3 separate regions of the Homo sapiens genome follow, and regions 1 and 2 are each linked to region 3. The links are chromatin loops, found by intact Hi-C in ENCODE. Cell type or tissue: heart right ventricle. All regions are shown on one strand.

Evidence for each region. Hi-C counts contacts between places; a loop is a spot of excess contacts. Peaks named below come from ENCODE experiments on the same cell type or tissue, not always from the same donor. Only the 100,000 strongest peaks of a DNase experiment are listed, where the experiment ranks them.
Region 1: a loop joins it to region 3, with 5 times the contacts of the local background. A loop is called at or near these places in 71 of 110 quality-filtered maps.
Region 2: a loop joins it to region 3, with 13 times the contacts of the local background. A loop is called at or near these places in 19 of 110 quality-filtered maps.

What each region holds. Positions count from the first base shown.
Region 1 is chr1:11,963,092-11,971,091 of GRCh38, reverse strand. It overlaps PLOD1 (procollagen-lysine,2-oxoglutarate 5-dioxygenase 1), which reads right to left. Exons shown (of 19, transcript NM_000302.4): 11 at 7,456-7,560; 12 at 6,792-6,917; 13 at 6,307-6,448; 14 at 5,499-5,612; 15 at 4,776-4,841; 16 at 4,001-4,105; 17 at 276-422. Among named protein-coding and RNA genes, the nearest start is that of MFN2, 13 kb to the left of the region's middle. RefSeq lists enhancers at 3,674-4,174, 4,175-4,675 and a silencer at 7,652-7,853. In heart right ventricle, CTCF peaks have their summits at 3,565 (motif pointing left) and 3,766; no DNase peak of the experiment used is centred here.
Region 2 is chr1:12,026,479-12,034,478 of GRCh38, reverse strand. MIIP (migration and invasion inhibitory protein) reads right to left here. Exons shown (of 10, transcript NM_021933.4): 5 at 5,338-5,446; 6 at 5,198-5,256; 7 at 4,585-4,714; 8 at 4,355-4,451; 9 at 3,076-3,213; 10 at 2,434-2,757. The coding sequence ends at 2,671. MIR6729 (microRNA 6729) reads right to left here and starts at 5,321; the gene lies at 5,257-5,321. In heart right ventricle, a CTCF peak has its summit at 3,032 (motif pointing right); DNase peaks (open chromatin) are centred at 17 and 3,067; H3K27ac peaks cover 812 bases.
Region 3 is chr1:11,835,254-11,843,253 of GRCh38, reverse strand. CLCN6 (chloride voltage-gated channel 6) reads right to left here. Exons shown (of 23, transcript NM_001286.5): 18 at 7,101-7,287; 19 at 6,098-6,255; 20 at 5,755-5,911; 21 at 4,812-4,919; 22 at 4,594-4,719; 23 at 124-3,111. The coding sequence ends at 3,031. It also overlaps NPPA-AS1. Among named protein-coding and RNA genes, the nearest start is that of NPPA, 8.5 kb to the left of the region's middle. RefSeq lists an enhancer at 4,480-4,669. In heart right ventricle, a CTCF peak has its summit at 4,400 (motif pointing left); DNase peaks (open chromatin) are centred at 910, 3,220, 4,413 and 4,691; H3K27ac peaks cover 4,062 bases.

The DNA of each region.
Region 1 (8,000 bases), 130 kb before region 3:
CACCCCTGCCCCTCCCAGGCTCCCTACTCCTCTCCACCCCTCCCAGCTTCTCTACCACTTCCCACCCCACCCCTGCTCTTCCCAACCCCATCCCCACCCCTCAGTCCCTCTACCTCATGCCCCACCCTTGCCCCTCCCACGCTCCCCACACCCTCACTCCACCTCGGCCCCTCCCAGTTTCTCCACCTCCCACCCTACCCCCACCAGTCCCAGCCACTCCACTGACACCCCACCCAACTGTCCCCGCATCCTGGCTATGCCCCAGGCTTGCCCACCCTGGTGTAGTAGCCGGGGTAGAGCTTCTCCGTCATGGGCGCAATGTACTCCAGCAGGAATTTGTGCCACTCCCGCTCAAAGCCGATCTGGTTCATGTGGATGTCAATAGTCGGCACGTTCTCGTAGCCACCCTGGATGCGGTTGTCCTGGAGGTGACCGAGGTGAATGTTTAGGCAGAATTCTAGGATGGCCCCCAGGCTCTGTCTACTCCCCTCTCCTACACCCGGGAATGTGACCGGACCACATTACATGACAAAACTGAACAGGCTTTGCAGATACAATTAAGGCTCCTAATCAGTTGACTTTGGGTTAATCAAAAGGGAGATTATCCTGGGGGGGCCTGACCTACTAGGTGAGTCATCTGCAGAAAGACCTTATTTTTTGAGACAGGGTATCCCTCTGTTGCACAGGTAAGAGCGCAGTGGCGCAACTTCAGCTCACTGCAGCCTCAACCTTCCAGGCCTAAGTGATCCTCCCACCTCACCCTCCCGTGTAGCTGGGACTACAGGCACGCACCATCACGCCCAACTAATTTTATTTTTATTATTTTTATTTTTGTGTGTGTGTGACGGAGTCTCACTCTGTTGCCCAGGCTGGAGTGCAATGGCGTCATTTCAGCTCACTGCAACCTCCACCGCCTGAGTTCAAGTGATTCTCCTGCCTCAGCCTCCCGAGTAGCTGGGATTACAGGCGTGCGCCACCATGCCTGGCTAATTTTTTTTTTTTTTTGTATTTTTAGTAGAGATGGGGTTTCATCATGTTGGCCAGGCTGGTCTCGAACTCCTGACCTCAGGTGATCTGCCCACCTCGGCCTCCCAAAGTGCTGGGATTACAGGCGTGAGCCATGCACCCAGCCACTAATTTTATTCTTTGTAGAGATGAGGTCTCACTATGTTGCCCAGGCTGGTCTTAAACCCCTGGACTCAAGCGATCCTCCTGCCTCAGCCTCCCAAAGTGTTGGGATTATAGGCATGAACCACTGCGCCTGGCTAAAGGAGGATACTGAAGAGAGATTCTGTCTCTTGCTGGCCTTGAAGAAGCAAGTTAAGTTCTACAGCTGCAGGGGAATGAATTCTGCAACAACCAAGTGAGTTTGGAATGGAATCCTGGGCCTCAGATGAGACCCCAACCCCAGCTGACACCTCAATGACCCAGCTAAACTGGGCCCAGATTCCTGACCCACAGAAACCAGGAGATAACACACGGGTGTTATTCTGAGCCACAGTCATTTGTTACAGAGCACTGAAAACTTGTTCCAGGGCCAGAGTCAGCTGGGGTCCGAGGTCTGGCCCTGTCACTGGAGCACAAGCATCAGCCAGCCCCCAGAATGCACGGGCTAGTCCAGTTCCTGGCTTCTGGAGATCAGCTCAGCAACCAAAGCATGTGGATTAGGAAGATAACCAGAACTTCAGGTTAGTCCAGTTGCCAGGTCAGAGGTTGGCACACAGGTCCAGGGTCTCATGTGCCTTTAAAAACGGTGCCTTAAACTTGGGAACACACATTTCTGTTAAACAACTTAGAAAATGAGGCCAGGCACGGTGGCTCACGCCTGTAATCCCAGCACTTTGGGAGGCCAAGGTGGGTGGATCACCGGAGGTCAGGAGTTTCAGACCAGCCTCACAAACACGGTGAAACCCCTGTCTCTACTAAAAATACAAAAATTAGCCAGGCGTAGTGGTGGGTACCTGTAATCCTAGCTACTCAGGCGGAGGTTGCAGTGAGCTGAGATTGTGCCATTGCACTCCACCTGGGTGACGAGCAAAACTCCGTCTCAAAAAAAAAAAAAAAAAAAAAATTAGGCATGGTGGCCAGCACCTGTAATCCCAGCTACTTGTGAAGCTGAGGCAAGAGAATCACTTGAACTCAGGAGGCAGAGGTTTCAGTGAGCCGAGATCGCACCACTGCACCACTGCACCACTGCACCCCAGCCTGGGCGACAGAGCGAGGCTCCACTTCACCAAAAAAAAAAAAAAAAAGGACGTAGAAAATGAGAGGTGGGGTGCCCGGTGCGGTGGCTCATGCCTGTAATCCCACCACTTTGGGAGGCTGAGGCAGGTGGATCACAACATGAGGTCAGGAGTTCGAGACCAGCCTGACCAAAATGGTGAAACCCATCTCTACTAAATATACAAAAATTAGTCGGGCATGGTGGCAGGCGCCTGTAATCCCAGCTACTCGGGAGGCTGAGGCAAGAGAACTGCTTGAACCTGGGAGGCGGAGGTTGCAGTGAGCTGAGATGGCGCCACTGCACTCCAGCCTGGGCGACACAGCGAGACTCCATTCAAAAAAAAAAAAAAGAAAAAAGAAAATCAGAGGTGGGTTGGGGCTTGAAGTACATAGGAGATATGAATGTTGTAAAACTGTCAGGAGACGAAAAATTCCTTTCTGCAGTTTCTCTTCTGTGAAAGGGCTAAGGACAGAGTTTGCTTAGTAGGTAATGTTGCCTTTAAGTACAGTGGTGTATTTTTATTCAAGATTGTGCTCTTTTATCAAAATCCTATGGAAATAAATGTTCTGGGATCATTAAAATAAAAAAAATAAATAAAATAAAAAGGTGCCTTAGGCCAGACACGGTGGCTCACGCCTGTAATCCCAGCAATTTGGGAGGCCGAGGTGGGTAGCTTACCTGAGGCCAGGAGTTTGAGACCAGCCTGGCCAACATGGTGAAACCCAGTGTCTACTAAAAATACAAAAATTAGCCAGGGATGGTGGCACACGCCTGTAGTCCCAGCTACTGGAGAGGCTGAGGCAAGAAAACTGCTTGAACTTGGGAAAGGAAGGTTGCAGTGAGCTGAGATCATGCCACTGCACTCCAGCCTAGGTGACAGAACGAGACACTGCCTTAAAAAAAAAAAAAAAATTTACACACACACAATTAAATAAATAAAGAATACAAAGATTAGCTGGGCGTGGTGGCACACGTCTATAATCCCAGCTACTCGGCAAGCTGAGGCATGAGAATCTCTTGAACCTGGGAGGCAGAGGTTGCAATGAGCCAAGATTGCGCCACTGTACTCCAGCCTGGGCGACAGAGTGAGACTCGGTCTCTAAATTAATTAATTAATTAATTAATTAAAATAAATAAAATGAAATTGTGCCTGGTTCACAACCAGCCTGGGCAACACAGCCAGACCCCGTCTCTATTATTTAAAAAAAATATATATATATATATATAAATAAAATCTATATATATTTCTTTTTATATATATATATATATACACACACACACACATGAAAAGAAAAAAAAAAATGGTACCTGAACTTTCCAGGACAGGAACAGGTGTTGGGATTCTCACGGAGAGAACACAGGGCCTAGCACCCTCAGCAGGCCACCTGCTCCTGCTGTCTGATGAACTTGGACCCGACAGCCCTTCCTAATGCCCCTCATCCCACCTTGGCCCTTTCCTCCCCAGCTCCACCTGGGGGAAGTCTAGGGAACCAAGCTAAGCCATTCCAATAGCAAACCAGGAACTGAAAACCTAGTAGCTTACGGTCAAGGCAACTCAAAGCCACACGGTGGCAACAGCAGCTCAGGGACCAAACTCCATCTCAGGTTTCTCAATCCCTCTACTCCTACCTGCCTGCAGATACCCATGCCAGCACCCCTATGTCAAGAGTCCCAGAAAGGGTGGCCAGGCCAGCTTGCCAGAAGACCCCAGACAGTGAGCGGCACTGATGGAGAGGCAGCCTCCCTGCGGCCCCAGCCCAGGCATCAGGGTCCCACCTTGTTGTTGCCCAGAGACCACTGGCCAAAGTGCTCCATCTCCTCCACCAGCTCATCACAGGCCACCTCCGTGAAGATGGGGAACCAATAGACATCCGGGCAGGGCTGGGGAGGGCAGGGACTCAGTCAAGGGGGTCCACAGTGGCACCACAGAATCCTCCTTCCTCTTCAGGGCCACACACCCAAGCCAGGGAGCCCTCCCAGTGTCCCCGGGGAGCAGGGCCTTGTCAATCCTGGAGAGACTGAGTGGGGAGGAGGAGGCAGAGCCCAGAGACAGACTTTCCCAGCCGAGGTCACAGAGCTACCAGCGCCAAGGTCAGACAGAAACATGGGCATGGAGGGAGGGAGGGGGCAGAGGCCCCAGGCTCGGGGGAAGCAGACATTAGTGAGTGGAGAGAAGCAGCCACTCCCCGAAGTGGTCCAGGCATGGTGGGCCACAGTGGCCATCACATCCAGGATGTTTTCCTCCTTCCTGCCTGGGCCAGGTAGAGAGGCCCTGCAGACTCCCACAGCCTCCAGCAGGAAAGTGCCAACAGGTAGAGGGGCCATCCTGCCTCCCCCCACCCCCATCCCACCACCCCCCACTCCCATCCCGCCGCCCCCCCATTCCCATCCCGCCACCCCCAACTCCCATCCTGCCGCCCCCCAACTCCCATCCCTCCACCCCCAACTCCCATCCTGCTGTCCCCCACTCCCCAGGGCAAGCAGTTTCCCTTCTGTGCCCTGCCCCCTGCAGCAGGCAAGGCTGGTCCAAGAGGGTGTCCATGGCCCTTACCGTCTCCACCAGCTTCCCTGCCAGGGCTTTGGTGTAGTTCTGGTGGATGTACTTCTCCTTCCAGTCCTGTGGGAAGTGGGAAGCAGGCTAGGGTCCTCACCATTGGCTCAACTGCCAGGGATGCTCAGAGCAGACCCCTCAAAGTGGGAGTGAAGGTGTACGTGCTTGACAGAGGCAGGTGTTCACCTGCACCCACTGGGTGCGTGTGTGTTGTCTGGGTGCACAGGTGTGCCCATAGGAGGTGGTGTTTGCACATGTATGTACATGTGTGTGCTTGTGTGTATATGTCTGTGTGCAGGCATGTGCTTACACCCATCAGCTGTGAGCTCCCAACGTCTAGAAACAGTTACAACTGTCTCCCCTTCTGATCATCACAACACCCTCATGGGTAAGACAGGCTGGGACAGTATACCCATTTTGGAGCTAAGATAACTAAGGTCCCCAAAGCTGGAAGGCTCAACTAAGTCCCAGATGATGGCAGATCTAGGCCACAAACCCAGGCCTCTTGAGTCCTGGTCCCTCCTCCAATAGATGGTGTTGCCTCTCTGGACACCCTTCTCTCCCTACCCAAATCCTGCCCTATAGCCTCCTGGGGTGAAGGGAGGGTGGCAGGTGGCCTACAGGGGTCCTGGCTGTTGTAAGACTCTGAGAGGGAAGTCCCTCCGACTGCAGGATCACTGGGCCCCTTTGCTCCCAGCCCCTATGTGCCCACCCTGGCCTCACCTCGGGGTTGCTGAACACCTCCCAGAGGTCGTTGTGCAGGTGGGTGGTGCGGTAGCTGTCTAGGGAGAGCAGATGGCCAAGGGTGTGCCGGTTGGTCAGGAACATGAACACATCCTGGGGAGGACAGGCCCGGTGGAAGAGGCGCTCCCCCACCCCTCCCCTGCCCTCACCCCTCCCCTGCACGCTCCCAGACGGGCAACAGTGCAGCCTCCTCCACCCGCCGAACTGAAGTTCCCAATATCAGAGACCAAGTGCAGTCACCGCTATGTCCCCAGGGCCCAGCCCAGGCCTGACACTAAGAATGTGATCAGGGAAGTCTTCCCAGAGGACTGAACACAGAATGAAAGAAAAAATGCGTAAAAGAAAAGGAGCGTGTTCTGGTCCTGAAATGTTGGTCACAGGGGAAAACTTCATCTTGCTGCATGTTTAAAAAAAAAAAAAAAGTCACAAAAATATATGGGGTGGGGCGCAGAGACAGGGTGAGGTGTCTCTCGGGCACATCACTTGGAGTACCTTTAGGTGGAAAGTTCCGTTTTCTTTGGGCTATTCCAAAAATGTAAATAAAATAGATGGTATAAAAACCAGGTCAGCTAAAATGGTCCCTGCAGACCCCTGAGGACCAGCCCTCGTGCCCGACGGCCCCCATTCCTCCAGCAGGCCCTGGTGGCTTCCGAGATGCCCTGCTAGAATCTCTGGAGCTCCCAGGCCTACGGTGACAAGGCGGCCCACCATGAGGGTCAGAGCTGGAGGCCCACCTTCCCGCCTGCCCCATCCAGAGGGCGTCCTGTGCTGCCCGCTCCTGGCTGACCTGCTGCCGGATGTTGGCACAGAAGGCCATGTCGGGGTCCAGCTTGCTGTGGTGGAAGAGATCTGAGGACTGCAGCTCACCCCGCAGGGCACTGCCCTTGATCAAGTAGATGTTTGAAATATAGGGCACATTCCAGACACCACTGTGGGAGAGACAGAAAGCGGGTGGGGGTCAGAGGCTGGTGGTGGGGAAGATGGAGGGGGTCACAGGGTGGTGGTGGGGAGTCATAGCCTGGAGTCTGGGTGTGAGAAGGGAAGTCACAGGCTAGGGGGGCACAATTGTGCTGATTTGATTCCCCCGCCCTGGACACATGGGCCTATTTGTCAGGAAGTCCTTCTGTGTGTCTAACTGAAGTCTTCCTTGCTTCAGGTTCAACAGGAATTTGAGGGTAACAAGAACAGGAATAATAGGGAGGGAGCCCCACAAGCCCAGGCAGAAGCCAGATGAAGGTGTCCCCCACCCACCCCCACCCTGCAGGTACTCACACACGCCGCCCCTGCACAATGTCCACGTAGTCCTCGGAACGGGCATAGTAGCCATCTGCACTGAGAGCCCCCCAGAAGTTCGACCACAGCCTCCCATGCCGGGTCATCAGCGGGGCAATGACGTTCCTGAGGGAAGGGAGCACCTCAGTAGGAGGTCGCTGCCCACTGGGAGTAGGAGACAGCACTAACCAGGGATGGGGGGAGGTAGGTGCCCCTCAACCTGCACGCAGGGATCCCCAAGCACCTCACTGAGACAGGCAGTGCCTTGGCCGGGGTGTCGGGGGTTTGGCTCTTCTGGTACCTGCTCCCTCCCATGGGGCAGCCAGGAGCAGACAGGGCAGGACACCTTCTCTATCAGAACCTGGGGTATCAGGCTGGGGATCCACAGCTCTGGGTAATAGGTGAGGCCAAGGAGGAGGAGGAAGAGGAGGAGGAGAAAGAGGATGAGGAAGACGAGGAGGAGGAGGAAAAAGGAGGAAGAGGAGGAAGAGGAAGAGGAGGAGGAAGACAAGGAGGAAGACGAGGAGGAGAAAGAGGAGCAGGAGAAGGAAAAAGAGGAGGAAGAGGAGGTGGATGAGGAGGAGGAGGAGGAAGGCAAGGAGGGCTGCCACCCCAGGACCAGGCCAGTCCTGAGCAGTGCTGGGTGCAGACGGAGCAGCCTCACTTGTTCTGTTGGATCAGCAGCCGCAGGCTGTTGGGCTCGGTCAGGGCCACGTCAGCATCCACGCTGAAGTAGTAGGTGCAGCTGCGGTCCTGCCGGCACAGGTCTCTGCAAGGAGGAGGACACAGGGTCAGTGCACCTGATCCTGGAGCTACTGGTGGCTGCTCACATCTGTGACCACAGTCTGGCTTCACCACATATCAGCCAAGGGGCTTTAGAGAGGTCACACCAGCAGCCTCAAAGGTTCCTCCCGACTCTGAGTCCCAAACCCCTGGACTGCTGGGCTCTCTCACCCAAGGCCCAGAGGTTGGCAACTGGTATCAAGTGCCCTGAAAATCCTGGTACTGGGAAGAACACAGCCCACAGGTGCCTACATGGCCCAGGGTGGGGAGTAAGCTGGGGCTGCCTTTCTGAAATGCAATTTGGTAACTTGTACCAAAAGCCTTAAAAATCTGTGTTACTTTTGTTTATCTGGTACAGGACTCAGCAAACGAGGGTCTGTGAGTCAAACTCTGGCCCTGCCTGGTTTTGTACAGCTCATGGGCTAA
Region 2 (8,000 bases), 190 kb before region 3:
CCAGAGAAACCATGCACCCTGATGCATTATGGGCCCTGTGGCAGCATTCCAGCCTGTACGGTGATGGAAAAGAAGCATTTCTCTCTGGGTTAGGCTGTTGCTGTTTTGGACTTCTGTTATACACGGCTAAATCTGTAAGCTGATCTCAGCTTTGTAAATTTTGTAATTTTTTTTTTTTTGAGACAGAGTCTTGCTCTGTACCCCAAGCTGGAGTGCAATGGCACCATCTCGGCTCACTGCAACTTCCGCCTCCTGGGTTCAAGTGATTCTCATGCCTCTGCCTCCCAAGTAGCTGGGATTACAGGCATGTGCCACCATGTCTGGCTAGTTTTTAAATTTTTTACTAGAGATGGGGTTTTGCCATATTGGCCAGGCTGGTCTCAAACTCCTGACCTCAAGTGATCAGCCTGCCTTGGCCTCCCAAAGTACTGGGATTATATGGGTCAGTCACGGCACCTGGCCTAAATTTTGTAACTTTTTTTTCTTTTTCGAGACAGAGTATCACTGTCGCCCAGGTTGGAGTGCAGTGGCATGATCCGGCTCACTGCAACCTCTGCCTCCCAGGTTCAAGCCATTCTTCCGCCTCAGACTCCCGAGTAGCTGGGATTACAGGTGTGCATCACCATCCCCAGCTAATTTTTGTATTTTTAGTAGAGACGGGGTTTCGCCATGTTGGCCAGGCTGGTCACAAACTCCTGACCTCAAGTGATCCTCCTGCCTCGGCCTCCCAAAGTGCTGGGATTACAGGAGTGAGCCACCAAGCCCAGCCTGATTTTGTAACTTTTGTTTGACAGAAAGGCTTTGAATTATCTTCTCCCTGTGGCCAAAGAATTTCTAAAGAAACCACTGACTCCCACAGGTTCTCCGACTCAAAATTACACGTGGAACAACAAACCAAGCCCAACTGAAATATGGGACAAAGGACTTGACTTCTCCAAAGAAGATATACAAACAGGCTGGGTGCAGTGGCTTGTGCCTATAATCCCAGCATTTTGGGAGGCCCAGGTAGGAAAAGCCTGAGGCCTGGACAACATAGCAAGACCCTGTCTCTATTAAAAATAAACTAATAAACATGTACTCCTGAACTTAAGTTAAAAAAAAACTATTAATAAATATTTTTAAAATATACAAATGACCAATAAGCATATTAAAACATGCTCAACGTCACTAATCCTTAGGGAAATGCTAATAAAAACCACAATGAGATACACTTCACAGCCATTAGGATGGCTACTACCGAAAAACCAGAAAATAGCAAGTGCTGTTGACGATGAGGAAAAATTGGAACTCTTGTGCATCACTGGTCGGAAAGTAAAACAGTATAGCATTTCCTTGAAAAATTAAAAATAGAATTATTGGCCGGAGGTGGTAGCTCACGCCTGTAATCCCAGCACTTTGGGAGGCTAAGGTGGCAGATCCCTTGATCTCAGGAGTTCAAGACCAGCCTCAGTAACATAGTGAAACCCCTTCTCCACAAAAAGTACAAAAAAATTAGCCAGGAGTGGTAGCACGCGCCTATAGTCCCAGCTACCTAGGGGGCTAAGGCAAGAGAATCAATCACTTGAGCTTAAGAGGTCGAGGCTGCAGTGGGCGGAGATGGCCCCACTGCACTCCAGCCTGAGTGACAAAGTGAGATCCTGTCTCAAAAATAAAAAAACATAGAATCACCTTCTGATCCTGCAATTCCACTTCTGTATACCCAAAATAATGGAAAGCAGGGACTCAAACAGACTTTGTTTCTCCAGAGAGAGGGAAAGGTTTTTATAGCTTCATAAACTCCAGGAAAAAGCCCCAGGACAGCATAGCCCAGTTCCATCTCTAAGCCGAGAAACCTTAGAGAAAGTTCATGCCTCGTTTCCGCATTTATTCCACTTACAAAAACAAGAATTTCATATTATGCAACCAACACATACAAGAGGTGAGTGAAGGACAGGGCACTGCCTACTCTCCCAGACTGGACATCTGGGCTCTCTGCTAACCTTGCCTCCAACTCACCGCCCAGCCCTGTTTCCTCATCTGTCCCTGCTGGGGCTCTGAATGACCTGCGGCTCCCATGGCTGGGTGGAGGAGCCATGTGACCCCAGGGACTTCCAGAGAGCCCTTCTATCAATGGATCCCGGTTCTGGGACCAGGAAGGAGAGAGCTCAGTCACTCAACACGACTCACGGCTTCAGCGGAGGCCCTCGCTAAAATGACTTTTTAATAACCTTGGCCCAGCCTGCCCAGGGGCCCCCCCTCCCCCATCTGGTGGAGGCCACTACCCAGAGCTGGGGATCTGCGGAAGGAGCCACCCTCATGGTGACGGACACACACTGCCTAGTCCCAGTGGTTGCAGTATCTTCCTTCCACAGGTGCCAGGAGGGCAGGCTGAGAGGCCAGAGTGCCTTCTGGGCCTCAAGTGCATTAGCAGGATGGAACCAGCACACGTGGGACTTGAGCTGCAGAGCACTGAGCTTTATTTACAAACTTCCACAGAATCCCTCACCCTCCACCCCAGGGTCCTCCCTCTCTGGAACTCAGGCAGCAGACAAGCTTGGGTCCACCCACCTGCCCAACCTAGGACAGCTGGGCCTGAGCTGGGCGGGCAGGGGATTCCATCTCCTGGGTGCGCCTGCCAGAGGGGAGAGGCTGGAGGCGGCGGGAATGCTGTTCTCCCCCAGGAGTCAGTCCTCAGGGCTTCTGCCGTGGGACGTGGGGCCGAGGGACCTGGGGCACTGACCAGGTCGGGGTCGGGGGCAGCATCTGCATTGGTGAGGCCTGGATGGGGAATAGGGAAGTCTCAGGGGGGCCACTTGAAAGGGACAGGTCATCCCCAGTTCCAGCCACATTCCCTCCTGGATCTTGCAGTCAGGGTGGCCTTCCTGGGTGGAGCAGGGCAGGCGGCAGGGAGCAGAGGAGTTCCGAGGGATGGCTAGGGTCAGGGCTGGAGGGCTGGACCCTGCAGAGAGACACTCCCAGGCTCCATCCTCCCCACCTCAATCCTACCCCCCAGGAGGCTCTGCAGTCCCCAGGCCTGCTGCGAGGTCTCTGTCCCTCTAGGGGGCACCCCAGGCTAGGATGCGATCTGGACCGTACCGGGTGAAAAGGGCTGCTGGTGCCGGACAGCTTCTGGTGCTGGGCCTCAGCGGAGACAGAGGACCAGAGGTCCAGGTTCCTGGGGGCTGAGCTTTTCTCAGACTTCGGAGGAAAAATGTCCCAGCCCAGCAGGCAGTGCTGTGGAAGGCAAGGAGTTAAAAGTGCCTGACCTGGGACAAGCTCCCCGCTGACTGGGCACACCCCCATCAGGGAGGAACTGTGCCCCCCATTAGGAAGGAGGCCCCCACCAAGGCAGGGCCTGTGTCTACCCACAAGACTACCCCAGCTCTCCCCTTTCTTATCCTGGCAGATCCAGCCATCCCTGGGGCCCTGAGAGCTGAAATGGGAGGAGGATAGGACGGTGACAGTGACATTCACAGGGTACTTCCTGCTGTAGGCTCTCCAAGCACCTGCATGGATTGCTTCACTCAACAGCCCCACCTCACCACCAACATCCCTGAGGATGGCGCTGTTATGTCCATTTTACGGACCAGCAAACTGACTTTCCTCTGCATCCTTCTCCTCCTCTGACCCCAGCTGCCCTACTCTCAATTTAGGAGTCAGGGGGAGTTGCCACTGGCACCCCATCCCGACCTGGAGACACAGGAAAGGACATTTTTTTTTTTTTTGAGATGGAGTCTCACTCTGTCACCCAGGCTGCAGTGCAGTGGCGAGATCTCAGCTCACTGCAGCCTCTGCCTCCCAGGTTCAAGCGATCCTCCCACCTCAGCCTCCCAAGTAGCTGGGACTACAGTGGAGGCTGCAGTGAGCTGAGACCATGCCAATGCACTCCAGCCTGGGCAGTAAGAACAAAACTCGGTCTCAAAAAAAAAAAAAAAAAAAAAAAGCAGCAGCAGCAGCACAGAGACCTAGGTTCGAATCCCAGCTCCTCCACCAAGGCGCCTCCCCCTCTGCTTCGGTCTCCCCACCTGCAGGGTGGGGGTACAGCAGTGCCTACACTCCTGGCTGCTGTGGGGGCTCCATGAGATAAGCCCCCTAAGGACTGTGCCTGCAGTACACAAAAGCGCAATAAACAGGACCCATTCATGTCATGCCAGCCTGCAGGCAGATCACCCTGGAAGCACCGGGGTACGTGGAGCGGGGGTCCTACCTCCCTTAGGTACAGGTGTGGGTGATGGAAGAGGCCCAGGCTGTGCTCCAGAGACTTGGGCGCTCACCCTTGTCGAGCCCAGTCTCGCTCTGTGACCCTCCCTGGGGATCTGGGCCAGTCTGAGCCAGCCCCGCCCTCATCACCATCCAGCCCCACGTGGCTGCTCACCCGGGGCAGGGCCAGTGTGTCAGAGGCGTCAAAGCTCTTTCGCCGGTGGATGTGGTACCGGTGCGGGGGCTCCAGGATCGACAGCGGGATGCTCACCCTGCGCAGGGGGGCAGTGGGGGACCCCTGAGGAGCCTCCCAGCGGTTGGGGGCCCACGCCCAGGCCCATCTTTTCTTAAAACCAGTGGTTCAGGCTCTGTCCCCCAAGGTGTCCCAATACTCTGGTCACTCACCTGACGTGCGCTGGCTGCGCCAGGGTCCCAGGGCCCTGCTGGTCTCGCGGTGTCCTGCACAGGCGGCAGGGGGTACCGGGATCCACAGGCACCGGGAACAGGCGCCGGTTGACACGGTAACAGTACACGCCTGCGAGGCCCATGAGAAGCCACAGCTCTCCCTGAGCCAGGAACCCAGGTCCCCAGGCTCCGTGCTGCCCTCAGCGGCCCCCAACCACACAAGCTGCCAATCCCTCTGGGAAGCCCTTCGGCCCATTTCCTCCTAACCCCTTTCCTCCCAGAACCTGGGGCCCACGCCCTAAGGGGTGGGGAGGGACATCCTCCTGGGGCCCTCAGGAGCTGGGATGGAGTCCCACCAGCACAGGGGCACTGCTGGGGAGGGTGGGATGGTGCCACACAGGGCAGCCCCTAATTCGGTGGCCAGGCCTTAGCTCACTCCACCCCTACCAGGGCTTGGCCACCCTGTCCAGACTGCAGGCCTCCCTCCATGAGTCTCAACATCTCAGGGGCCTCCCCAGGCCCCAAACCTCAAATGGGACTGCTCTGGGGCAGGGGAGGCCAGGGCAGCGCGAGGCTGGACTACTCAGCGGCCTAGCCGAGGGCCCGCACTCACATTCATGGTCTTCCTCCACGCCGCTGCCACTGCTCTCACGCAGGCCTGGCAACTGGGGTCTGAGAGGGCGAGGGGGATGAGCAGGCCGGGGGATGGAGCCGCTCAGCCGCCCTCGCCCACCCTCGCCCGCCCCTGCTCACTCAGGATGGCTGCAGATACACTCCTCCTTGTTGGTTTCCCGAAACTCCTGCAGCTTGGAGAAGAAGGCCTCAGGCTGGCTGGTGATGGAAGAGCTGGTGTCCAGAGACCCTGGTGTGGGCAAAGCACCAGGCAGCTGACGGGAGAGGGGCTGGGGGCTGCTGTGTGGCCACCGGCCAAGGCTTGGAGAGACGATCAGCCCTGGCACCCCAGGCCACCTGCTTCATCCCTACTGTGCCTCAAACAGGCCAGGAGGGCCCCTCCAGTCACTGGGACTGTTGGTTGGTTTCAGTGTCTGTCTACCCTGATGCATAGCCAACCATCCATGGAAAAAATATCGACAGAGCCCTTATGACAGGGCTAGATGCTGTTTCATGTGCCAGGAACTAGACAGACAAAGCCCCTGGCCTTAATGAGGCTTACACTGTAAGGTGGCAAGAGATGAACTAGCCACCAAAAAAAAAAAAACCCGTGATACAAGACTGAATGCTGATACCTGCCAGAAAGCAAGAGAGCAGCGTCAGAGCCTAGTATGGCCGGGCAGCCATACCAGGGAAGGCCTCTCCGAGTGAGATGACCCTGAGCAGAGACATGGAGAAGCCACAGAGACCTCCCAGGAAGGACATCGCAGGGAGATGAAAGAGCAAGCGCAAAGGCCCCGGGGTGGGCATGTGCATGGTTCAGCTGAGGAACAGCCAGGAGGGGAAAGTGGCAGGAAGGCAGCGAGGGTGGAGGAGATGAGGTTAAGAAGCCCAGGGAGGGTCTGGGGAATGGGAGGGACACAACCACATCAGCCACATATTTTTACAGAACTCCTCCTCTGGCTGCTTCAAGTTGAGGGGAAGCAGAGGCATCGGTTAGGATTCAGCTGGGGAGAGGTAGGGGCAGCCCCCAACTTACCATGATTCGACTTAGGATGTTTCTTTTTTTATTTTTTGAGACAGAATCTCACCGTGTTGCCCAGGGTGCAGTGCAGTGGAGCGACCTCGGCTCACTGCAACCTCTGCCTCCCAGGTTCAAGCGATTCTCATGTCTCAGCCACCTACAGAGCTGGAATTACAGGCGTGCGCCACCACACCCAGCTAATTTTTGTATTTTTAGTAGAGACGGGGTTTCACCATCTTGGCCAGGCTGTTCTCAAACTCCTGGCCTGATCCACCTGCCTCGGCCTCCCAAAGTGCTGGGATTACAGGCGTGAGCCACCGCACCCGGCCTAAACAGTATTTTCAACTTATGTTGGGTGTATCAGGATGTAGCTGGATGGTAAATCCAGCAAGTTTATGGCCTGACCTATTTAGTATTTGGAGTTGCCATTTATGGAGACAGGAAAGACTGCAGGAGGAGCACAGCAGTGGAAATCAGGACCTTGATTTCGGACAGAAGGTTAATAACTTCATGGTGATGTGGAGAAGACAGTGGGATATACAAGTCTGGAATTCGGAGGAGAGGTGCGGGCTAGAGATACAAATGGAGAAGTAGAGAAAGTGTCCAAACACCTCAGCGTTTGGGAGATCATAGAGGGAAGATAGAGAGGAGGAGTCAGAAGACCGAGTCCCAGGCCTAGGGGTGTAGCAGTCAGAACAAGGACCTTTCCTTCCCCAGAAGCCTGGGAAGGAGCACCAACAGAGATGGGGGAGAACCGGGAAGCAAGTGGCTGGAAGTCCAGGGGAGAAAGTGCTTCAGGAGTGACCACTGTGTCCCCTGCTACTCAAAGGAAGATGTGGATGAGGGCTAAGCTGGGGAGTTGGCACCACGGAGGCCACTGATGACCCAACTGAGGGCCATGTTGATGAAATGCTGGGAGCTGAAGCCCGATTTAAGAAATAGTAGTGGAGGCTGGACACAGTGGCTCATGCCTATAATCCCAGCACTTTGGGAGGCCAAGGCGGGCAGATCACTTGACATCGGGAGTTCCAGACCAGACTGGCCAAGATGGCGAAACCCTGTCTCTGGCTAAAAATACAAAAATGAGCTGAGTGTAGTGGTGCATGCCTGTAATCCCAGCTACTTAGGTGGCTGAGACAGGAGAATCACTTGAACCTGGGAGGCGGAGGTTGCAGTGAGCTGAGATCACTGCTCCACTGCACTCCAGCCTGGGTGAAAGAACGAGACTCCATCTCAAAAAAAAAAAAAAAAAGAAAAAGAAAAGGAATAGTAGTGGAGAGAAATTGAAGGCAACGAGGCTAGACAGCCCTTTTGAAGAGGAAGTTTTGTTATCGAGAAAACAGGCAGTCACTGGAAGCAAATGTGGGCTAAAGGTAGGAATGTGGCATCGGGATGAGAAATAACAGACAGCGGCTTTACCCCGACTGGATGTGAGCTGCTGGTAAGATTCTGTCTCACCGGGCCTCAGCCTTCCCATCTGTGAATGGGCACCATGGTGGTGCCTACCTAATAAGCTTATCATGAAGGGCAAAGGAGTCAGCGGGAGGAACAGGAAGCACAGCTCGGAGCGGTGCCTGGTGCAGGGAGCATGAGATACAACCAGCTCCCAGAATGCTTCCTGCACGTTCATGCTCATGCTAAGGGGCAGGATGAGGATGCAGGACAGAGAGGGAGAGGATCACAGGAAGGAAACCCTGGAGGAGCCAGAAGCAGAGGGGCGGAGCACGCTGGAGCAGGGCCAGGGTCCAGGTGGCAGCATGGACAGTCACCTCGGCAAAGG
Region 3 (8,000 bases):
GGAGCTTGCAGTGAGCTGAGATGGCACCACTGCACTCCAGCCTGGGTGACAGCGAGACTCTGTCTCAAAAAAAGAAAGAAAGAAAGAAAGCAGCATGGAGACAAAAGGCTAAAGGAGACAGAGGAGACAGAAGACATTTTATTCTCACATGTTAGGGTTACAATGAGAACTCCCAAGTTCCAAAGGTTCAAATAAAAATAGCATTTTACAAATTAAAAAAAATACAATTTATATACACAGTGGAATTAGCTAACATCATACAAACAAACAGTGCAAACAGAAAAAAGGAAGCTGCGACTGCGGCAATGGCCAAGGTCCGCAGAGCTGTGGTGCAATACTGCACATCAATACTGCAGGGCTGGCGAGGCCACCTTGGGCCTCTCGAAAGGCTTTCCTGTCACCCAGGGTCATGTCAGTGCATAATTCTGCATCACAAATGCCATACAGTGGACTGGGTCCTGAAAGTGTCCCTTCCAGCTGGGAACTGTTAAGTTAATCAAGGTCAGGAGCAAATCATCCCTCAGCACAAGGTCCCAAAGCCAGGGCCGGGGGCCCATTGGCCCCACTCCCTGATCACCTCGCCTAGGGGCCATGGAACACCAAGCTGGAGATGAAACACAAAACACCACTTCTTACCACCCGTAGGCTCCCCATCCACAGATCTGCTTTACTGAGGCGACTGATCACTGGGTGATGGGGCTGCTAATGGGTGAGATGCTGAAAAGGCTGGTTTCTAATGGACAGAAATGGAAGGAGCGAGGGTCACAGTTGATTTGTCATGAGTGGAGAAGTTGCTGTCTTTGGGCTTATCTGGAAAGCGCAGATGCAGAGAGAGGAGAAAAGGAAACCACGTGCCTTTGCATGGGGCCTGGGTTTGGGGCCTCCTTGGCAGCCGTCCAGTCAGTTTAGGGGAGGGAGGTATTTGCATTCTACTGTCTATCTCTGGGCTAAACTGATGGGAACAAAATATCTGGTGACTTAAACACAACAGGATGTGCACGAGGGATGAATTCCAATAACATTCACCGGGGCAGCCTCAGGGCAGGCGGCTGCTGATCCAGCCCTCGAGAGGCCGGGGTCCTCCTGCAGGGCGTTAGCTCTGCCAGCTCCAGGAAGGGGCGGGGAGAGGGGACAAAGTGTCTGTGACAGGTGATCACACCATTCTCCTGACTTGGACAATTGGCTTCCTTCTTAATAAAAGGAAGAAATAACGTGATCAAGCTCTGAACACTGCCATAAAACACAGCAGCAGCTGGCCAAATAGTAACATTTAAATAAGAATTGCCTTTTTGGTCCTTGTGATGTCCTGCGCTATTTCCTGGGAGTATTATCCCCATTTCATAAGTCAGGTGCATTCTGGGAAGCAGAAACATTTAGAAGTCAAAGCAATTTTGGTCAGGGAGATAAGAAAATGGGGAAAATGGAGGGGCCACAATCAGCTAGAAAAGACCTTGAAGCAGCCCCATCTCTGGAGTGGAATTATTCCCTAGAGTGTGCTGAGCGCAAGATCTGGACCAGCAGAGCCAGGACTGATGCTCACCCCAGGGTGAAAGGCAGACTTGGCCAAGGAGGTCGCCCAGGGCTGGGCCTGAGAGCTGTGCTGCCAGGGCCAGGTGCCGAGGCCCGTGGGCAACCTCCACGGTTTTAAAAAAAACTAAACGTAAATGAAGGCCATCTTGAGCCAAAGCACGTCTGCCCCAGGGATGCCTGCTGGGACTAATACCATGTAGAAGGTGGGGGAAGATAAGCATGAATGCCCAATGCCCAGATGCTCACTTTGGGTGCCTAGTCAGAGGGGGCGGGCCAGCCTGGAGAAGAATGACGTCACTGAACGACAGGGTGCGCTTCCCATGCTTCATGTGAAACCTTCAGGCACGTGCTGGCAGGAAGCATCTTCCCCACGCACCCTCCCTGCGGCACAGGAGGCCCTCCTGAAGGGCCTCTGTATGTAAGCTTGGGACAGCTAGTGCAGGGGAGAGAGAGGTGTTTGTGAAGGGCAGACACCCTCTTCCTCAAATAGGCCATCTGCTTTATCATAGCACATACCTTTCAGTGGTCACTGGCTCAGAAGTGCTTCCTTTCTACTTTGGAAAAAAAATGGTAGCATTCCCCAGAGTTGAGTGAAGCTGCTTTATCCAGGAGTGCCCTGCTTTCAGCTAACTTTGGTGGGTGATGCCAAGATCCTCTGAGCTCTGCCTGCTTCATCAGGAAGACGGAGATCAAAACTTAAGGAAATGAAAAAGGATCTGGGTAGAAACGTGTTACTGGGAGACTGGGAATAATCTGCAGATGGAGAGAAAGCTGCAATGTTAAGAATTAGGGTAGACGTAAATCTGATCCTATTATCAGATTGACCATCCAGGGGTTATTAGTGTGATTTTAATCCTTTATGTTTCTGGTGGGCGGTGGTTCTAAGGAGAGTCAAACCACAGGGCAAGACCAGAGCCTCTGCTCACACCCAGGAGCAGAGTGTTTCCCTTAAAACCAACTAGCGAGGATACCGTGTTAAGAGTCCCAAATAAGGGAAGGACTCTCTGAAATATTGAGAATTTTCTCAGTGCCCAATTCCTAAACCTAGTCATGAACTGTATGTTGTCACTGGCATCTCCCCAGCTTTTGCCTTGGCCAAGTCCCTCTCACACATTTAAGGCAACAGCCGGGTTCTCTAGGAAAGTAGCAAAGATGGCCAGGAACACTGCTCGGAGTGCAGCCCGGGGCCCGCCTGATTCTACCTCTGCTTCTGGCTCTGGTGGAGCCAGGGGTGGGCCTGTGCCAACACTGGAGGGTGGGAACACAGGGAGCAGGAAGTGGGAAGATCCTTGCTGGGGAAGTCAGAAAAGTCCAAGCTCTGATGGTTCAAAACCACCCCCAGGACCTCTGACCAGCAAGGTGTCCGATGACTCCCGGCTTTCTGAGTGAGTGGGTGACTGGGAATCTTCCATGCCCCGGAACAGCCCCAGCCAGCTGTGCCCGCCGGAGTGAGCATGATTTGCCTCCCCAGGCAGCACCAGGAGAGGGTGGGCTGGGCTGTCAGATGGTCTGGTAGTGCTGCCTCAGCCGGGCCTGCAGAAATTCATAGGTGAGGTTGTGCCGTGTGATGATCCCCACGATCTAGGGCAAAGAGAAGGCCTGAGTCACCTTCAGGGTAAAACCCGCTGGCGAGAACAGGAGTGACAGGAGCCGGCCCTGTTAGTTTGTCACAGAATGTGGAGGCCTGGATAGTGCACAGCCAGACACAGCTTGATTGGGATAAACAGCTAACGAGGGCTCACACACTGGAGGCCAAGGGGACAAGGTTAGCTCCAAAAAGGGCTTGGGCCAGCTGGCATCTGAACTAAAATGTCCTTCCACAGGGCACATGCTCAGCGCTCAGCTCCCATCATGACCAGCCTGCTTCACAGATGTGCAAGCGGTGGGGCCCTTGAAGTCTCCTGAGATTATGACCCCTGCCATGCCTCATACTCACCACCTTGCAAAGTGACCTATGGGAGTCATTTGTTACAGGTCGTTACAGTGGTTCCCACGTGTCACTGTTGTTGGGAACTCCAAAGCCACGTCATAAACTATGTTAGGACTCTGTCAGTGTAGTTGGCAATTACATTTCAAGGGACATAAGTTAACCTACTGCAACAAAACCTGTGTAAGTACGCACTATGCATGCCAGGGTTGTGCCGCATAGAAGAAAAGACTGAGGCCGGGTGCAGTGGCTGACGCATGTAATCCCAGCACTTTGGGAGGCCGAGGCAGGTGAATCACTTGAGTTCAGGAGTTCAAGACCAGCCTGGGCAACATGGCGAAACCGTGTCTCTACCATAAATACAAAAACTAGCTGGGCATAGTGGCGCATGCCTGTGGTCCCAGCTACTCAGGAGGCTGAGGTGGGAGGACTGCTTGAGCCTGGAAGGTCGAGGCTGCAGTGAGCCGAGATCTTGCCACTGCACTCCAGCCTGGGTGACAGAGTGAGACCCTGTCTCAAAACAACAACAACAGCAACAACAACAAAAGACTGAGAGGGTGGCCTTGAAAAGTTACCAGGGCTACCGCGACAGGGTAGGGACGAGGGTTTGGTTTTTGCTTGTTTTTTGCTCATATGTGTTTTTGTATTTTCCTACAATGAAATCATATTTGTGTAATAAGAAAATATTTGTGTAATAAGAAAATAATGAAGTTCTAAAAAGAAGAAAAAAGGAAAGTCTGCAGCAATAATTACTAGGTGTTTTATATCTTTGTAAAACTCAAAGTATTTTGCTTGAAATTCTCTCATCTAATGCGCAAATCCCTACGCAGGTGGAGAACCAAGGAACACCAGTGGTACGGAGTGAAGAGCAACATTTCAGGAGGAAGACACAGCCTGGTAGAGGCGCGGCTCTGGCTGGAAAGGACGGCCAGTGGGACGCTGGTGCCATCTGCTGGCAGGCAGGGGAAAGGGTCCCGAGTGCACGGAAGCCGAGCAGGGTTCAAAGCTAGTGTTGGGCCACACTCTCCCCTCCTGGTGGGATGCCTACGTTTCTGGTGAGAAGCCTGGGTGCACAAACAGCACCTGGCTAGGGGATCCTCTCTCAAAGGTGGGGGCAGGGCCGGGGCCTCGCTCACCTCTCCCACAGCGTTCACCACGGGCAGGTGGCGCAGGCCCATCGTTCTGAACAGGTTGAAGACTTGGGAGACGTGGGTGTTGGGCGAGACGGTGAAAGGCGAAGGGTTCATGTATGGGGTGACATCCTGCAAAGAGACCACGTGTCACTGACTGCCTGAGACGCCAACGGCATGAAGAGGCAGCTCCGCATGGGACAGGCCGGGGCAGCCCTTCTCACCACGATCATGCGCGGGTTGAGCAGCGTCAGGTCCAGGTCGTGGATGTCGGGGTACCGCGGGTAGTCCTCGGCCATCTCGGCATAGGAGAGGCGCGGCTGGCTGGCGCTCTGCAATTCCAACCCAGACACTGTCCGTGCTCAGGCAGCAGTGGCCAGCAGGGTCACCTTAGAGCCCCTCCCCTTGATGCCTGAATATGCCCAGCTCCAGGCTGCTGAGGCAGGTGGTGCAGCAGCAGCAAGCGCTCCAGAGTGAGAGCTCTCCAGTCAAACCAAGTCCTTGGCCAAGTCCTAGCTGTGGCACCCTGGGCAAGTCCCCTGATCTGTCTGCACTCCCTTTCTTCCTGATTCATGAGATGCAAATGGCTTATTAGGAAGTTTAAGTGAGAAAGCACTAAGTAAAGTGGCTGGGGGGTGAATGTGTCCCCCCACCAAAAGATATGGCCAAGTCCTAAGCCCTAGTACCTATGAATGCGACCTTTCTGGAAACAAGGTCTCTACAGATGTGACCGAGTTCAGATGAACCCATGCTGGATTAGGGCGGGCCCCAAATCCGGTGACAAGCGTCCTTAGGGAAAGGAGAGAAGATACACAGGAGAACGCCGTGTGATGACAGTGGCGAGGATGGGGGCTGTGTTCACAGTCAGGAGCACCAAGGTCTGCAGGCAACTCCCATGAGCTAGGAAGGGGCAAGGACAGCACCAGAGCCAGGGAGCGCTGCCCTGGTGACACCCGGATTTTGTACTTCTGGCCTTGAACTATGAAGGAATAAACCGCTGTTGCTTCTCACCACCCGGCTGTGGCGACTCCTCCCCTAAGTCCACTCTGCACTTCTCGCCTTGCATTCAGCTTTCCCTATGGCACTGTTCACGGCCCGCCGGCAGCGCCCAACCCCTCGAGCTTCGTCAGGTCTGGCCTGGCTGATTTCTGCCTCGGAGAGACTTACCGACTGGCTTTCAGAGTAACAAACTCCTCGGACAAGCAGGGTGACAAGCTGCGACCGAAGGATCAGGCCGTGGAAGGTCAGAGGGCGGAACCGCTCCTCCATGGTCCAGTCTTCACTTGGGGACTGGTCAGGGTATAGGTTGGGGTAGGGAGTGTATCTGTTACACAAAAACCAGATGCTGCCTGGGATACCCTCAGCGGGAGCGCTTCTGATCCATGTTCCCAGCCCGCTCCCCATCCAACTTTCCCAGGAAACTCAGGAGCCACCTCACAACATCTGAGCCAAAGGCTCACCCCACCGCTGTGTAGCCCTGCGGGCAGTGGGGGCCCCGCCAGGCTCTCACCTCCTTTCCAGCATCTGCTGCAGGAGGTCCTCCTTCTCGGCTGGCTCCTCAGAGGCGATGTGCTCATCACACATGTTCCGTAGCTCGCTGGATGGGTAGGACTTCATGGACTGGCTCCGTTTGCGCTGCTCGCCAGCCCGGGTGAGGATGCTGGATTTCTGTGGGTGGGGAGGCCACAGGCTACTGCGCATGGGCAAACGAACACAGCAGTACTGATGGAGCTTAAGGATTTGGGTGACAGGGAGGGTCAGAAGCACATCCGGACGCAGGAACTTAATGGGGCTGAGGTTCAAAAGAGTGGCTCAGGCTGGTGGTTCAAATGAGCCTGAACCCTAGGACCTGGCTGCAGCTTCTGTGGTTTCCTTTAATCTGGGAAGAGCAGCTTGATTCTCCAGAGGGGAACAAGCCATCTCCTACATCCTGTCTTGATAGAATTTTCAATCAACGTGCCTGCCCCCAAAGCCAAGGAGTGGCACATGACCCAAGTGAGGCAACAGGATACCCCCTCTCCCTGGATTCTGAATCGGAATCAGGAGGAACCCAGGGCCAGTGCTCCTTCCTCCTGGTACCCAAGGGATGTCTGCTAGACCCTGCACTGCTCCCCACAGCACATGGTTCTGGTCCTTCAGCTTTCCCAGCTGTCCTGAGCTTTCCTGTGGATTTCTTTCTCTTTCTTAAGGAGGTCGAAGTCCATTTCTGTTGCTGGCATCTCTAGAACTCTCCCTGATACTCTCACATGGTAAACAAACCATGAAAGCTGCTGACTTGAAAAACAGATCTGTCCACATGCTCATTGCGGCAAGAACGCACACACATCTTCACGGCCTGATAAAGCTGCCCCTGCTGTCAAATCTACTCTCCCTGTCGCATGTGATGAGAACAGTGCCAACTTCCCCTGAGAGCCGGTAAGTCCACCCCAGCCAGGGGTGGGCAAAGCACTAAGCCGTGTGAGACGGGACCGCTTGTCTCTCACCTGCCTTTCCTCTCATGCCGTTTTCTTTACCTTGAACTTGATGTTGTTGCTGATGAGCTGGTTGCCCTTCATGAACTCCTTCTCGTTACCGCGGTTCTCTGTGACCACCGGGAAGGCATGGTGGACCGTGGTGCGCAGGATGCTCACCAGAGACTGGATGCGGGTGTGCGGGTAGACGTAGGTCAGGTTGGGCTCCATGATGTCGCTGGCTCTCAGCCTGGGGGAGGAGGGCAAGTCATCCAGCCTCATGACAGTGCCCGCAGGCCCCTGGGAGCAAGCTGTGCTGGCTCTCCAGCCCTGCTCAGACCACGGGCGGGGTGGGGGGCTCTTCTGAACTGCCCCAGCTCTCCCTCAAACCCGATGCATTCCTTTGTACTTCTATCCCCCGACACATGCTGTTCCCGCACCTGGAATGTCGTACCCTGCTGTACCAGGCTGATGGGCTCGGGCTCATCCCTCAGCTCAACAGCAACATCCCCTCACCAGGAAGCCCTGGCTGCTGGTCCAGGGGCTGGCCACGCCCTCCTCGGTGCCCTGCAGCACGCTCCACATACTACCCCTGAACTGCTAATTCTGCTACAGCATTTACCACAACTGGGTAAATGGGTGGGCTGGGTGCAGCGGCTCACGCATGTAATCCCAGCACTTTGGGAGGCCGAGGCCAGCAGATTGCTTGAGCCCAGGAGTTCAAAACCAGCCTGGGCAACACAGCAAAACCCCATTTCTATAAAAAAAATGTTAAAAATTAGCCAGGTGTGGTGGCACGCGCCTGTGATCCCAGCTACTCAGGAGGCTGAGGTGGAGGATCGCTTGAGCCTGGGAGGCATAGGTTGCAGTGAGCTATAATCATGCCACCCTACTCCAGCCTAGGCGACAGAGTGAGATCCTGTCCCAAAAAAGAAAAACAATAATAATAAAATAAACACAGCA